Regions from separate parts of the Mus musculus genome. Here region 2 is linked to region 1. Evidence: chromatin loops called from intact Hi-C (ENCODE). Cell type or tissue: left cerebral cortex. All regions are shown on one strand.

Region 1 (8,000 bases):
TGTCAATGATTCTGACATCACTATTTGGGTAGCCTGTAGGTTAAGATTTTGCATTAAAGCCCAAGGTCACTGGGAGGAGGGCAGAGAGAAGAGAGGTAATGGTGGAGACAAGACTGTGTACAGGGTAGACAAACTCAACAAGACCTCTGTCAGGAGAAAATGACAGATGGAATTCATTTCCCTCTAGAGAGAAATCAGTGACAGGAAAGACTCAGAGATTAACTAGAAATGAGATAAAGACTGGGAACTGCTACTTGCAAAACTGGAGAGATGGCTCAATGGTTAAGAGCACTGACTACACTTCCAGGGGTCCAGCGTTCAATTCCCAGCAACCACATGGTGGCTCACAACTATCTGTAATGGGGATCCGATGCCCTCTTTTGGTGTGTCTGAAGACAGTGACAGTGTACCCACATCCATGAAATAAATAAATTAATTAAAAACAAAAAAAGTCATAGGCAGGAGACACCAGAAGAGAGCATAGGAAGTTGTCAATAAGCTCTCTATCTGTGTCCTCAACTCTTTTCTAACCTGGTTTCCACTACCCATCACTCCATCAAAGCTTCTATACATAACTTTCTGGTTGTTGAATACATGTGACATGGTCTAATTCCTGCTTTACAAGGTGGAAATCTTCCTGACATCTCTCATGTCTGCAATATCTCTTTCTCTTAGCTTTTTTAGTTCTTTGGCAACTTCATTTCAGCTCTGTAAGGATGTTTTGCCATTTTTCCTCCAGTAAATATGGTGTCTGTATACCCTTGTTCTATCCCTTATCTTCTCAATCTATATTCCTATGCTTTGAATTAACAATAATTTGTTGTTGACTCTGTAAACTACTTCTAGGCATTTTCTTTGGTTTCAGATCTGAATATGCATACTAGACATAGCCTCTTCCTATTCCATAGAATTTGGAATTCAATACCTTAGTTAGAATTCACCCACTAGATCCTTCCCTGTTAACATAGTCTTGTTCAATCTAGTTTGCATGCATGCATCAGTGAATCTGCTTCTAGGTCACTTTTCACCCTGCACAAAGGCTGATGCTTCTAAACTATAAGAACTGTCTCCGTTCATTTCAAACAAACTGTCTCCGTTCATTTCAAACACTGGCTCCACATTCACTCAGTCTCAACTCTTCAATCTAGCTTTTTAGGCCTTTTCAAGCTGCCCTGAATACTTTTTTATATTTCACTGATCTTGAAGCTACCCAAATGTGCTATGGCGTTACACCTACACACCCACATAAGACTGTCCTCGTTGTAGCCCTATATGACTTTTATTTTTTCATATGTCATTTTAGTATAGGCGTAGATATCACTTTCATTGAAATCTCTTCATGATCTTCCCTTCTTTTCTTAGTGTTTATTCACACACACTTCTGCATGATTTAAGAGCCCACTTCCTTCTTCAGAGCCTTGATGGAATCCAATTACTCTTACTGTTCTTAAACTTTTCAGACAAAATACTGAACTCTCCAACACTGTGTTACAACTGCATCTGTCATTTATAACATTTAAAAAAATCCAGCAGAGTCTTAATCTTAAAGATGAGCAAACCTTATCATCTTACTTCCTAATTAACGTTATTGTCTTCTGTATTGGATTGGTAGCTTGTTAGCTAAAGTTCAAGTTAACGAATACTTATACTTAAATGTAAATCTGCAAATACAATAGGTTAGGTTTAACATTTTAAAAAAGGCTATCATTGGTGTGTCAGGAGGCATGTGTGCCATGTGACTGTGTGTTGTCAGAGGACAGGTTTATTTATTTATTTTAATTGTATGGTTGACATCTTTTTATTTATTTATAAATGCATTGGTGTCTTATCTGCATGTCTGTCTGCTTGAGGGCATCAGTCCTTGGAGCTGCAGTTGTGAACTCCTAAGTGCTAAGCTATCTCTCCAGCCCCCAGTGACAAGTTTGTGAAGTCACTTCTCTTCTTCCACCTTTATGTAAGTTCCATTGATCAAACTTAGGTTGCTGTTCCGAGGGAGATTTTCCTAGGGGCCCTACTGTAGACTAACAAATTTCTCATAATAATGTCTAAGAAAGTGCTGTATCATGTGAGCATGTGAAGGAGACAGTGGCATAGAGGGTTATAAGCACACAGGACAGTTGACACACCTGACAGATGTGAGATATTAAGTCAACTTTTGATGTTCTCGTTGGTAAATGTACTTGATTGCAACAAAGGAAGGCTGGAAGCTGGCTGAATGAAGACCAAGAACTGGGAGTTTTTCCCCCATTATGTTAACACAGAATAGGGCTTAGTTTTTCTGATGATTTACAGCTTTTGTTTGTTTGGGTTTTTTTTGGAGGAGGAAAGTTTTACTATTCAATCTTAATGAAAGCTCAAATTTTATTTTCTTACATGAATAAAAATCATTAGAGGCTATTTCATAGTTGAAAAATCTTGATGAAAGGCTTGGAGTAATTGCAGAGCAGTTGGCAACATTGTTCTTCCAAGGGCAGAGGGGTTCTGTGCATGGCACTTCTGGGGCTGCAGTCAATGAAGCATTAGTGGCTGGCTAACATGTCTCTTTAGGAGACCCATTTCACTCATAGAATCTAGTAAGCAGAATCCTTGTTTCCTTTTGTGTCTGGCAACATTGTCCAGTATACTGGCAGCCATCTTTGGCTAGGATACAGTGATGGAATGGTTCCTGACCATACTGGGGTGGCCTCTTAGAAGGGAAAACAAAAGTCACTGATGCCAAGGAATTTGTATGGAGAATAATAGTGTCAGTCAAGAGAATAGATGCAGAATCTAAGCGGACTAGTGACCTTCAGGACAAATGCTAGACCCTAAGGTCTTTGTATCACCACACCATAGGCCCATCCACACCAGTGAGTTGATTTGGTACTGATATGAATTAAACTGAATTTGGTCTAGGGAAATGGTGGCCTTTTTCTTATGACTTCACCCAAACAGAGGATTTCTTTGTCTTCTGATGGATAATAAACTGAACATAATAAATTCATTGTATGCTGAAATTATGAGTCACAGGAACACTTAAATTCATTTAACATATATCAAATCCTACAGTTTAGCACTCAGTACACAGTGTACTCAAGCACCAATTTTTCCTCTTTTTGATGACTAAAGTAGGGAAGAGAGAGCCTTTCAAGTTACAGTCCTGTAACATAGTCAGTGCGTAGCTAACAGGATTCAGTGATACTTTTTCTCAGCTGTACCTGAGGTACAGGGTGTGTGTGTGTGTGTGTGTGTGTGTGTGTGTGTGTGTGTGTGTGTATGTGTGACTTCTAGGATATAATGCCATTCCAAGAACAGGAGGGAGAAACAATGTAGTACTTGTTGTACCCAATGAGGTCCTATGGGAAGAGCTGCCCACCTAAATCATTTGAGGACCTGCGTCCTGCCTGCTGGTGGGAGTGCCAGTCTCTGGGAAGGAAGCAGCTTCTTGTATACATGGACAGACTAGGACAGTGTGATGACGCCATCTCTTTAGGCTTCACAACACACATTATTTGAAACACAATTTTCATTATCAGTCTATGGCTTGCTATGGCCTACTCATCCCATAGTATGAACACGAAAGCATCATTGGCCAGTATTGAAAATGAGACATTCTCTGAAATTATTACTTTTTGGCTAAAATGCTTTGTGCTGTATAGTCTGCTATGTGCTTGTTCATTGGAGATTTACTCCTGTCTGTTTGTCTATAGATATATAGATACCTATTTTTTAAAACATGCTTTAGGTGGCCCTCTTCAGTAAAAATATTTTCAACGTTATTGTTTTGTTCTACTGTTTTGGTGAATGCCCAATTTAGCTTCTTTCCCCTATTTTCTGATCTTTACGTAGGCAGACAGAAGGCAGTATGTCTTAGTCACCTTTGAAAAGTCTGGAATTTTTCATAATGTCTGACATGTGGTTAGCTTTCAACAGTTCTGAGAGGATGTAAAACAAAAAGTGTACGCAATCCAAAATAACATTGCCACTACACAGTTTACCTTTTGTCTAGCATCTGCTACTGTGTTCTGGTAGACTAGGCATCAGGGAGGATTAGAGATTATCAGCAATGAACATTCCTTGCCTTCTGTAGAACATATTAGCAGTAAAGAACCTCAATTCCAAGGCTGTCTATTTACTGCAGCTGATGTGGGCAGCTCAGTAACCTAAAGACCCTTCTAAAGTAAAAGCAAGCGGGTATGTCCATAAACAATCCAGATCTGCCAATGAGTTCCTGATGACTGATGCTCTAGTCTCTAGGATTTACATGAGGTTACTGTGAATGGGTATTGTTCATTCCAGTTCAGATTTCAAGCATTCATGTTTTAGACTTTTTAATTTTTAAAAGAATGTTAACAATAATTGAAGGAAAGCAGAACTTGGTTATAAAAGATGGCTGCCCTTCCCTGCGTCTCTCTGCTTTCCTTCAAATCCAAGGCCTCCTGGTTCACTAACTGCTTTTACATGCATATGCACATACATATGCATGCCTAAATATAGCCCATTTGATCTGTGTAATGTTACACATATGCACTCTTCAGGGCTGACTGTTTGGCATCGGACAATCTATACGTGTTCTATGAAAAAAACAATAAAATTATAATCTCAAATAAAAAAATAAACTTCATTTAAAAAATGGTTGCCTCTTTCTAAAGTGCTTCTTCTTATTTAAAAAGATGCTACACTTTTTAGTTATCCGAGCATTCTTACTGATTTACACATACCTTACACTCAACACACTTACCCATGGATACATAAACACACACACATGCACACCCAACCATACAAATATGTGAAATGTGTATGTGTACATGCACAAGCGCACTCACACACACACACACACACACACACACACACACACACACACACATTTGTTGCCAGTCTTCTCTCTTTATGGAAGAGATTGTATACAACTTTTTCCAAATGCAATCTGCTGCATTCCATAAGTCAGGAGAAGTAACTCTTTTGGAGCAAACTAGTGCTGAAGCAGCAACAAATACAAAACTGTTCCCTCCATAACACCCAGCCTCTTCTCCTCTCTTTCTAGATGACTTGGACTGACACTAATACAATTCTAAGGGAGAAGACAGAGTGGGAAAAAATGGTGATTTGGAAACAGCTTTTGTTTTTTGGCATCACTCTACAAAATACTGAGTGCAGGAGAACTCCCATGCCTAGATTTACGAGGAGATGGAGGGGGTGGATATCCTGTGGTTAGGTATTCAAAGTAGGGCTTTAGTCAAAGATGGCGATGTTAGAGAAAACAAAAAAGTGAGGCAAGAGATGGGACTTATACAAGAGAAACAGCTGTGCTATGTGGAATTTAATTTCAAAACCTTGCTCCCTACAGAGACAAAGCCATCTGAAAGGACCAGTATGAGCTCAGCCTGCACACATGCTAATTTGGGAAGGCCACAAAAAAGAACATATAAATCAAAAGCTGTAACAACTCCATAGGAAAATAAAGGACAATACAAGATAGTTGGCCAATTAAGAGCATGGTTAATCTGAATATCAACCACTGTCTCCATGTATCTGGTGAGAGACAATGGGCTGTTAGATTCATAGAATAATTCCTTTAACCATATAGGTGGTATTATTGTAGAAAGTAAAGTGTAGCAATGAATCAAATAATTTTTGAATATTTATATCACCCTTCTAAAGTGTTTCTCTTGGCTCCCTATAAGCAGGATGGAACTGGCATGCTTTGGATGCCTGCGGATTGCTTAGAACAAAAGAAAGTGGTGGGTGGTTTGCTGTAGCCAGCACAGCTTGAAACAATCTGGAGATAGGCACTCAACTTTAAAGTTTCTCTCTAGGGAGGGAAAAGAAAGCAGAGCATGTGGCCAGCATTCTAGATTTACCAAGGACAACATGGGAGACTCAACCTTTGCCTTAGAGCACTAACAACTTTAGCAGAATTGTTAGCTTGGGAGCCTGGGGGTTGCAGAGAACAAAGAAGAAAAGCAAGAGGTTGGTGCATAAAACATCTTTGTGCAGGGGGAGCTCAAGATCTCTCCCTTGGGAGAGACAGGGAGGCAGCAAGTATCCATCCAGTGACCTGACTCCTTTTAGAACCTTAGAGAGGAAATGCTACCTGATTGGTGACTTGGTATTTATGAAATAATTGTTTAGAATAAGGAAAAGCTGGGTGGCTTGCAACTGTGGAGCCATATAACCCGGAGCAATGAAGACAGATATTAGAGGGTATAAAGACAATGAGTTTCTGTAAAAGAAACTAACAATCCTCTATAATTGAAAATTCCATGCACAGGTACAAAGAAACAACATGTTCTTAAAGAGAATCTCTAAACAGGCCTTGAGTGGAGAGTCTTTTCTGTATCAAGCTCTTCCTAAGCTATCAAAGGTAGTTGTTTTTCAGTTGGAAAAATTTTTAAAGGAGCCCAGAAGAGATATAAAGAAATAAAGAATTTGGTTTAAGGAAGAAAAATATATTTACTATAAGGAAATAAGCTATAAGGAAAGGAAGGTAATTAACTGCATTGGATAAAACATAAAATAATCATGACAAAGAGGTTCAATATGCTCAATAAAATGATACATAATAAAATGATTACAGGACCAAAGAAACACAAATATCTAAAGATAGAAGAGGAAATTTTAAGCTGAAGAATACAATACCTGAGATGAAATTTTAACTGAGAGATTCAACAATGGAGACAGCAACATACGCATTATGGAAGTAAAAAAAGAAAAAAAAGACAAAAGGGGTAGGGAGATTCTTTACAGATATGACAGAAACACCTCTCAAATACAGAAAGGAAGTGGACAAATACAGCTCAATAGGATGGATGTAAACAGATCACAATGTTATGAGAAATCAGAGTATAGGAGAGAAAAATGACTTGTCACATACCACAAAATGCTTGCAAGGCTTTCAGCAGACTTTTCAGCAGTAAAACTTCAGAAAGGGCTGTGAGAGTTTATATCCTGAGAGTATAAGAAACATTGCTATGCAAGAATAGTGTTTGGCAAAAGTGTCCTGTAAAGGTGAAGGGTATTTCCACAGCATGCTACTCTTACAGCAAGGATTAACGGATTGTGCTACTCAATCAAAAGAAAGGGAAATGGCTAAATGGACTTCACAAACAAAAGAAAGATGCTATCATTAAAAGAACCATCCTTTAGGTTACAGAAAAGGAAATCCATACAGAAAATAGCCAGCAAAGAAGAGACATAGTCTAAGTGCACCAGACAAAATAAACTTCAAATAAAAATGGCCAAGAGAGACTGCATCCATGATAATAATGATGATAATAAAGTCAATCCATGAGGAATAGAAATCAACCCCCCCTCTCTCTGTCCCTTTCCGTCCCCTCAACAATTAGCTCTTGTAAAATGACCTGTCAAACACTGACAGACATGAGGAAATACTGGATTTCCACGTTCCACTTCAGTGACAGATAGAAAAACTGGCAGGCATTACGCTGAAAGGCAATAAATGACTGAAAGAATGCTACCGGGGAAATATTTAGACATATCCAGAGCAGTGGACACTATGTTCTTCTGAGGTATGCATGTACCATTCTCTCCACCCCAGGTCACATGTTACCTTTCAAGCTTCAGATTAAAGACAGCTGAAATGACGTCAGTCACATCTTACAACTAATGTTGTGAAAAGGGCGGAAGAAAATGTGCAGAAATTAGACATACTCTGCCTTACTCTTTGAGCCAATGTGTTCTGGAAATCAAAAGAAAACATGGAAATTATCTAGAGACAAACTTATGAAATCAAAGCTTAGGGGGTGCATGAAAAGCAGCACCAGTAAGAGTTCCTGGCAATGAGCATCTGCAGTGAAGAGAAAAGCAACATTAAATTTCTGAATTTTATGCCTAAATGAACTACCAAAGAAAGGAAATAATTAAATCTTGTGAAGATATGAGAGAGAGAATAAAAAACAAGTGGAAAGAAATTATGGTCTCTAAGAAGTATTTTTCCTCCAATAAAATTGGTCAACATTTAATTAGAATAATACAGGAAGAAAGCACAGAAATAATAAAAT
Region 2 (8,000 bases), 84 kb after region 1:
ACCGTGGCTCACAAAGCAGATGGCCAATTTTTCACTATACATCACCCAACTACCATGAGTTCTATGAGATGTGTCTCAAGTTTCCTTGCTACTTTATCAAAAAAAATTTTTTTAAACATTTCATTTAAATTCACCCCCTCATCAATGAGAGAATTCTTAGTGGATGTTGTTCTATTGTTCCCTAACAACATGCCTCAGCCACTCACGTTATTTTTACACTCTAAAACAGCATTAAAAAATGGCATTATCAAGCTGAGATTTGGCCCAGGTAAATACGTGGTAGTTTGGTAAGAGTTGGGCACAGAAAAACAAATCAAAGTATGAACACCAGCTTTTACAGTTCTTAATCTAAGCAAGGAAAAAATTAAGATATAGCATATAATTTATATTTTATATATAACCAGATGAAAAGGAGGAAATGTGGACACGTTCAGTAGTTTTAAATTCGCATGATGCTCATGGTAGAGTAATTTCCATGCATATGTGAGACCTGAAGTTCATTCAATAACCTGCACCATGGTAAACACATAAATGGATAGAATAAGGAACTGAATAAAGACATACAAACGTCAAGAATCAATATCACCAAATGATTCTAAATTGTTATTTGTGTCTAGTCTGTCCAGTTGACCCTGGTAGCAGGAAGGTCTGTAGTGCCCCCTCATGGCCAGGAAGCTTAATGGGAACTCTACAAGTATCAGTTAAAAGACAAATAAATAGCTGAATGCATTCATAGTCAGGCTCAAATGAGACACTTTGATAATTAATACTAGTTTCCACAAATGTAAAAGCAACCTTCTTTAAAAAAAACTATTAACATTAAATATCCTCTACATTTTATCTGTTCCAGAATTTGATATAAACATTATCCAGAAAAAGGAAAAATCATATTCTTCAGAAGAAAGAAGATTTCATCACTTTTAAGGATATGGATGGGTTTGGGGGAGGAGTGCTACAGGAGGGGCAGTAAGTTCTATGAAAACAGCGCACAAAATTTGTCTGGGATATAAAATAATTTGCCTTAGAGTATAACAACATGATGCACAAAGATTGGATCATTCAATTTCTTCACTTAAAACATTTAGTTAAAAAATCTTGAAAGATATTTTTTAAAAATTTAAGGCAATAAGTAAGTGATCCATTCAGAAACCTTTTAACACTTTCTTCAAATAAAACACAAAATGCAAAATTGGATGAAAAGTGAAGCCTGCAGATGAACTAATTTCATAGTTATACAAATTAGTGAGTTTTATGGCCAACAAAACAGAAGTTAAGACACACCAAAGATAACAGTGTTCCAAGAATATAAAACATATTGTGATTAAACTATGTGGAAACTATTATACTCACTCTAGAATGGGCTAGGTAGAGTTTTGGGGAGAGAATTCAATTCTAGACATTATCTTGAGATGCTTGATGTTATCTTATTATTGCCTTTAATGGAGGCAAGAGTCAGATGGGGTAGAAGAAATAAACTTTCTTATCACCAGGTTAAAAAAACCTTTTATTTTTTGCTGAAGAGTCAGATAACTAAAAAACACCACTTAACTGATTAACAGGAAAACAACACTGATTTGCTTTTAACTAATAATATTTCACTACTAGATACAGCTGAGGTGAATAATACTTTTAACTATTAGCACTTGAATATATTATGTCCAGTACAGAGAAGAACATAGATTACCATGTAATTACACTTGTCCATAATGAAATTCAGTTAATTAGTTTAGGGTACAAGTGCTTAGCATATTCAATTAACTTCATTTAGTGAACAAAATTTGCTAATGAATGATAATGTTTAATCTAATCTCTAACTCTAATGGAATACATACACAAGGAAGAGAGGCAGGGACAAGGTGACTGGGAGACAGAGACAGAGTCTAGGAGGTAAGACCTTAGATACATTTTTAATAAATACCTCAGAACTCAAGAGGTCATATAATATCCATATATGTTATACATTTACATGTATATAGTCATGTGATTATAATTCTACCAGGAGCTTACATACAATACTCTTCCCACAGTGTACAGGTTCCTATTAAATAGGAGTATCTGCAACTGCATAAAAAATAGAGAAGGTATTAGAAAGGATAAACTTGCTCATTTGTCATCTTCTGGCTTCTAATGTTAATCCATACATCCTAATTCTGAGCAAACCAAAAGTATTAAAATGATTGAATTTTCATCAGGGTGGGAGTTTGGATTACAAAAGCATTTCCAATGATGACCTCTGACTTCTCAGGTATTCTGACCACAAGGTATAAATACAATGTTCATTAAAATAAAATTCAGAGATGCTAAGTTAGTGCTCTTTGCAAAGTAAATTTTATAACCACACTGACAACCACATGCATGTCCTTCTACACCTACTTAATACTTTAATAGCCTTTGGGGTTTATGCCAGCAGGAGACTGTAGTCATCATACCATGGGAGGTCGCATAGCAGTTGCAGTGGGAACCAAGACATGCTCATTCCGGTCATATTAAAAGACTATCAAAAGATGCATGCTTTTCCCCAAGATGAGTACTTAAAAATTACCAAGAAAAAGCCACCTGTGAAGAACTTATTAGAGCCAGGTTAATTTGCTAATGATTGATAGGGTTAGATTGCACTGTGTCATAATGTAATGTGATAGATAGCCAGCATATTTCTTAGTCACCATCCATCCTCTACCCTTTTTTGAGGGAAACCTGTTAAGACCAAAGTCTTTCAATACTGTAATGACACAGGAGGAAGAGGCTGGGAGGGAGCAGGAGAGGAGGGTAGTGGCATAAGGTTGAAGGGGTTAGGCCTGATGCCACTCCCAGTGGGTCTGGATAGAGCCCATGGGAAGGCCAAAATGATACAGACCCACCTCCCAAAGCCTTTCCTACACATCTTCAAGCCTATGGGTCTTGTTAGAATCATCCCCATCCCAGCTCTAGAGTTCTATGATCCTATGATTCCATCGTTCCATTTTTAAACCTGTGGAGTGGGAGTGTTTCTGAGTACCCTGCTCACACAGATGGTGGTGGGAAGAATCTCAAGAATATGTTGCATGTAGTAAATGCCCACTCCACTACGTAAGCACTCCCTTCCATTCCACATCAACCAAGATTGCTATCTCAGAGAGAGTCACAGAAAACACCAGTGCTTTATTAATGGCAGCCCAGCAGCAGTGCATACATACGTAAGGAACACAAAAGAAGGAATTTCTCCCAGTTACACACACCTGGCAGTGAACACAGCAAGAATACAGCACACAGAACAGGGTTGCTTTTCTACATTAGCTCCGCAGACTGGGGGAGGGGGACAGAATGGGAGAGGGAAGAAAAAAATGAACTCAATGAAAGATAAAAATTAAACAAGATATTTCTACATTCCTGATGATCTAAAAATATGCCATACTAAAAGCCATTTGTCAAGGCAACCTTTCTGAGACTATAACACGACCACCATGCCAACCACCAGTTTCCACAATCGCCTCTCTTTCAGTACTGCTACAGTCCTTCTCTTCCACAAACTGGCTCTGTGCAAAACTGCTGCACAGCACAGCACAGCACAGCAATTCTCCTATCTAGAGTTCAGGTATCACCGCTCACCCCAATCCCACTGATGATCTTAGAGCCATTTTATGCTTCCTGTTACTTTCTCAGCCTGTCACTGCATATCAGACGCTGGCAGAATGCATAGCATCCTGCGATCCCACCATACAACTGTCCATAATATTTAACATGGCATTTCTTTACCTTGCTCTCCTTAGCAGAAAACTCTGAGGAGTTGGAAATTTTCATAGACTTTGACCGGTGGGACTGCCGCCGGATAGAATCCTCTCGGGAGTACTTCACAGAACCTGAGGTCCTCACCCGTACCTTGCTGGCACTCTGAACACTATTCACGCCAATCATTTTGAAGGTCTATCAGGGAATAGGTTTGGAGAAATAAAAAGGCACTTTCTACCCGTTACAAAGCTCTAATGCTGAAGGAACTCTGCCGCTTGTACTCCAGCAGCTCCAAGCAGCTCCTGAGCAGCTCTGAGATCGATCGCCTTAGCTTAGGAAGCACCAGGCTGCCTCCCCCAGCATCTTCAACTACCCTGTTTGCAGCGAGTCTGATTGTTCCAGGCACGGCTCACGTCACTAGCTGCAAAGAGGAAAAAAAATGTAATCCCACCCCTGCTACTCGGCTCTTTTACACACACACACACACACACACATTCATACACGGGAACAAATGGCAATTGGCCAAGCAAGCAGTTCATTAACATTCCAAAGAGCAACACCAATTTCTCTTGTGATATTGTGCAGTAATCTCATTAATGTCAACAACAAAACAGAGATACCACAAATAAAAGTCGCAAGTAATCTGCAAGGCACCACGTGTGGTGAGGACAGATGGATCTCCATTTCTAAACGGGGAAAAGAAATGCAGATGGGTATCAGGGTGTCACCAGGCTCAATCAATTACAGGCTTGTGGCACAAGACTAGCCACAAAGGCATCACGGTAATCAATAATTTTCCTTTCTTTCCTATTTTAAATTGTGTTGCTGATCAGAAGAATTAATGTTTCCTATAACCTTAGAATGCTACAGCCTAGGACTTAGACAGAAATTGCTGACTTGCTCAGCAAATGCAGAAGGATATTAGTTACCTCCCTGTCATACTGAAAGTTAAGGGGAAAAAAGAGGGTGTTAAATATGGCTTAGGGTAAGATCAATAAATCCAATCTAGATCAATAAGGAGATTTTCGAAGGCCACAAATGCTCTGTGTAAATGGAAACCTGCTGCTTTGTGAGAAAAAAATTTACAAGTTGGACGTTGTTAGAAAATGAGATATATTTAGTTCTGATACACCAAGTTACTTTTGAATGTAATAACTTTAACTGTAATACCAGACTTGCAGGTCAGCTGCAGAATAAGGTCTTGGTTTGGGTATTAATACAAATTAACAAAACAAAAATAGTATGTAAAAACTATTCTGCCAAAAACACTGCCTCAATTCCCTATGATACTTAAATCTAACTCCCGTTTTGATTCTTGAGAATTCTATATAACATACAACCAGGTCCTGATGTGCTTGGACATTAAGATATTGGGCTGCTGCCCCCCTCTGTTAACCAGCCCAGGGAAAGGGAACTCTGGAGCCTTTGATTTTCTGATATCATGACAGGCTGCGTTCCACTTCCCTTCACTGTCCCCACCTTTTCTCTGAAGCCTCAGGGCGCCAACTATTCTATAAGCACACTGACAAATGTGAGTGGAATTTGGTTTAAAATAATAATAGAAAATAAATTTAGAAGCACTTAGGGCTCAGCTGCCTCTAGGGATGCATGGAGTTCAGAGTCTATGCTATCATTTTGTCTTCTTCCAGGCATGCCTTTCTCACCTCAAGTTATTGGTTAGGAATGCAATGGCTTTATAGTTTATAGAGCATGTTTCAAAGATATAAAACATGTACTGTTAACAGTGCAATAATGCTAATCGTTTATAATATAAGCAATTGTAGCTAGAGCATATTATAACCATTTCTATCCACTGTAACATTCAAGGTGGGACCACAAAGATTCTGCATCACAACAGAGTCCAAGCAGCACACTGCATATAAATGGAGTCTCCTCAGAGAGGGCAAAACAGACAGCACTTATTATTTAAGCCTATGTATATTTGCCAGTCTCCATAGATGGCTTTAGAATTTCTCCTGAGGTGGTTTTCTTTTCTCTAACAAGTGGTTACTAAAACCAGTGAGAAAGAAAAATATATCTGATAATATGACATCCAACTCCACTTCTGGGAGAAATGGAAGGAATGTATTATTTTTGTCCCATTGCTGCTCAACTGGTATTAGCTAGCCATTAACTTTAATAATTTATAACCACTTGCATCTGCTTAATACCTACAACACCATCACCTGTAAGATAAGGATGGTCAGTCTAGGATGCTTAAAACAACCAGATCCAAGCCCTTAATGCTGTACTACATGATAGGGCACATCTCCCCAACACTGCAGATGCAGTGAACCTTTCCCACCCTGCATTCTGTGTTCCAGAACACATACCTCTGTCTGTCAATGGCCTTCACAGTCCAATGACCAAGAGCAGAAGGTGCCTCTAACCTCCTAAGCACCTGAGAGTCCTAGCCCTTTGAGTTCTTGATGCTCTCAGGGTCCTTTGGTTCTTGGTTCTCCATTATTGTTATGTTTAATCAGATCCATGTCCTCATGCCAGGTTAATATTCCAGATTATAGTCTCCATAATATCTTTGAATGGAACATGGGCTTGTCTCCGTTTGTAAACCTTTTCAGTGATTCCTCTTTGCTGCCCTTCTTCCAGGAGCTGTGTTGCCTTGTCCCTCACCCCTTTCCCACGGTCTCCATAGTTGGCTTCTCATCATCCAAAGGTCAACCTAAGGGTTACCTTCCAAAATTATTGCCACTAGTTACTCTTCTTAACAATCCTTATCTTCCACCCTAGGCATTCTTCATTATGAGCCCTACCACTCCAGTACCTCCAGAATTGGTCTAAGGCCATAGCCATCTCAGAACCCATGTCAGCAGCTAGTAAACATTTCAGTGACTACGGATGGAATAAACAAACTACTTAAATAGAAGACAAGTCTGCCTATCAGATTTCATGTCATTGACCTTGCTTTTTATAGGAATTTAATTTTCTGAAAAGTGAATATAGTGAAAAAGCAATGAATTCTTTTGATTTGCTTACAAGAAAGCATGCAGTTGAAGCCCTTTTCCCATTCTGTTGCTTAGACTTTCTACTCAGAAACAAGAACTACTACATGTTTTGCATGTATCTCTTTTCAGAGTAAATCCATACAAATATAATATATATGTATATATACATATTTATTATATATTATATATACATTTACTTATTATGGGAAATACATGGAAACATAGATATTATTGCTATTTATTTAATAGCATATAAGGCTATCTAATTCATTATTAATTGCATGATATTACATTATATGAATATATTATGTTTCACTGGTACCACATTATTGGACATTGAGTTTACTGTCATTTGCTACAATAAATTTAGAAAATGTGTTCAGAAAATATAGATGTAATATATCATATTTAAATAACATGGCTTTCTAAACAAACTGTATTTTTGTTCTATACTTCCTTTCTACTGCCCACTGTCTTGATATGGCTATATATGGTTTACAACTAGATGTAATATGAAAGAATCAGTTCAAAGACATATCACATGGCCCTGTTCTGCAGTAGCCTACTCTGAGGCCTTGCCTGTTCTAGACATTAGCTGGCCTATGCAGACAGATTGCTTCCAATAAAATAAAGGCAAGCCACCTAGAGAGCAGCAGCTGTTTAACAGCAAAAAATAACTTTCTATGAAAGCTTCAGCAAAAAACAAAGGTGACTTCCTTAACAGAACAGAATGGTAGGGGATAATATTAAGGCAAATCCATTAACTGTGGAGGGCTGTGAGCTAGCACTTCCCATTCTGATGCTTTCTCGGAATGAGGATACTATCTATTACGAGTCCAAACGGATCTTCTTAAAAAGGCTTTAGCTAATAATAATAGTAATAACGATAGTACTACTAATAATAACAACTACAATGAATCCATTAAACACATTTTTTATTATGTGCCTAGTAGGTAATGGGTAGTGGGGACATATACAACTCACACAACTTTGAATCATTCAATTATAATAGCACACTGGCAACAGTAAATTTCTTTGGAGTATCAAGGAACTTAAAGGCTCACAGACGTTAAATGAAATAATTGCTAGGACAATAATGGTATGTAGACAGAAGCTTTCCTCTTTTCTAAAATAATATTTTGGAAAATTAGTCAAACATACAAATAAACAAAACCAAAACAAACAAAGAGCCAAAGCCAAACATGAGCTAAATGAAGGGGAAGTGAGAGGTTCAGTTATGCACACTGGAGAGAAGACAACGTGAAAATGAATTGTAGGACTCAATCGTCTAGAGGCACAGCAAGGCTGAGGGTGGGCGGGGCTGAGGGGTCA

The links. Hi-C counts contacts between places; a loop is a spot of excess contacts. Peaks named below come from ENCODE experiments on the same cell type or tissue, not always from the same donor. Only the 100,000 strongest peaks of a DNase experiment are listed, where the experiment ranks them.
Region 2: it touches region 1 in a loop (5-fold over the local background); 2 of 42 quality-filtered maps call a loop at or near these places.

The regions. Positions count from the first base shown.
Region 1 is chr8:67,730,176-67,738,175 of GRCm38, forward strand. The region is part of intron 12 of Psd3 (pleckstrin and Sec7 domain containing 3); the gene reads right to left. Among named protein-coding and RNA genes, the nearest start is that of Gm32888, 130 kb to the right of the region's middle. In left cerebral cortex, no CTCF peak of the experiment used is centred here; DNase peaks (open chromatin) are centred at 3,444, 3,877, 5,129, 5,740 and 1 more place; H3K27ac peaks cover 4,471 bases.
Region 2 is chr8:67,814,216-67,822,215 of GRCm38, forward strand. All of the region lies in intron 9 of Psd3 (pleckstrin and Sec7 domain containing 3), which reads right to left. Among named protein-coding and RNA genes, the nearest start is that of Gm32888, 46 kb to the right of the region's middle. In left cerebral cortex, a CTCF peak has its summit at 663 (motif pointing left); DNase peaks (open chromatin) are centred at 650, 3,016, 3,608 and 4,087; H3K4me3 peaks cover 4,723 bases; H3K27ac peaks cover 4,524 bases.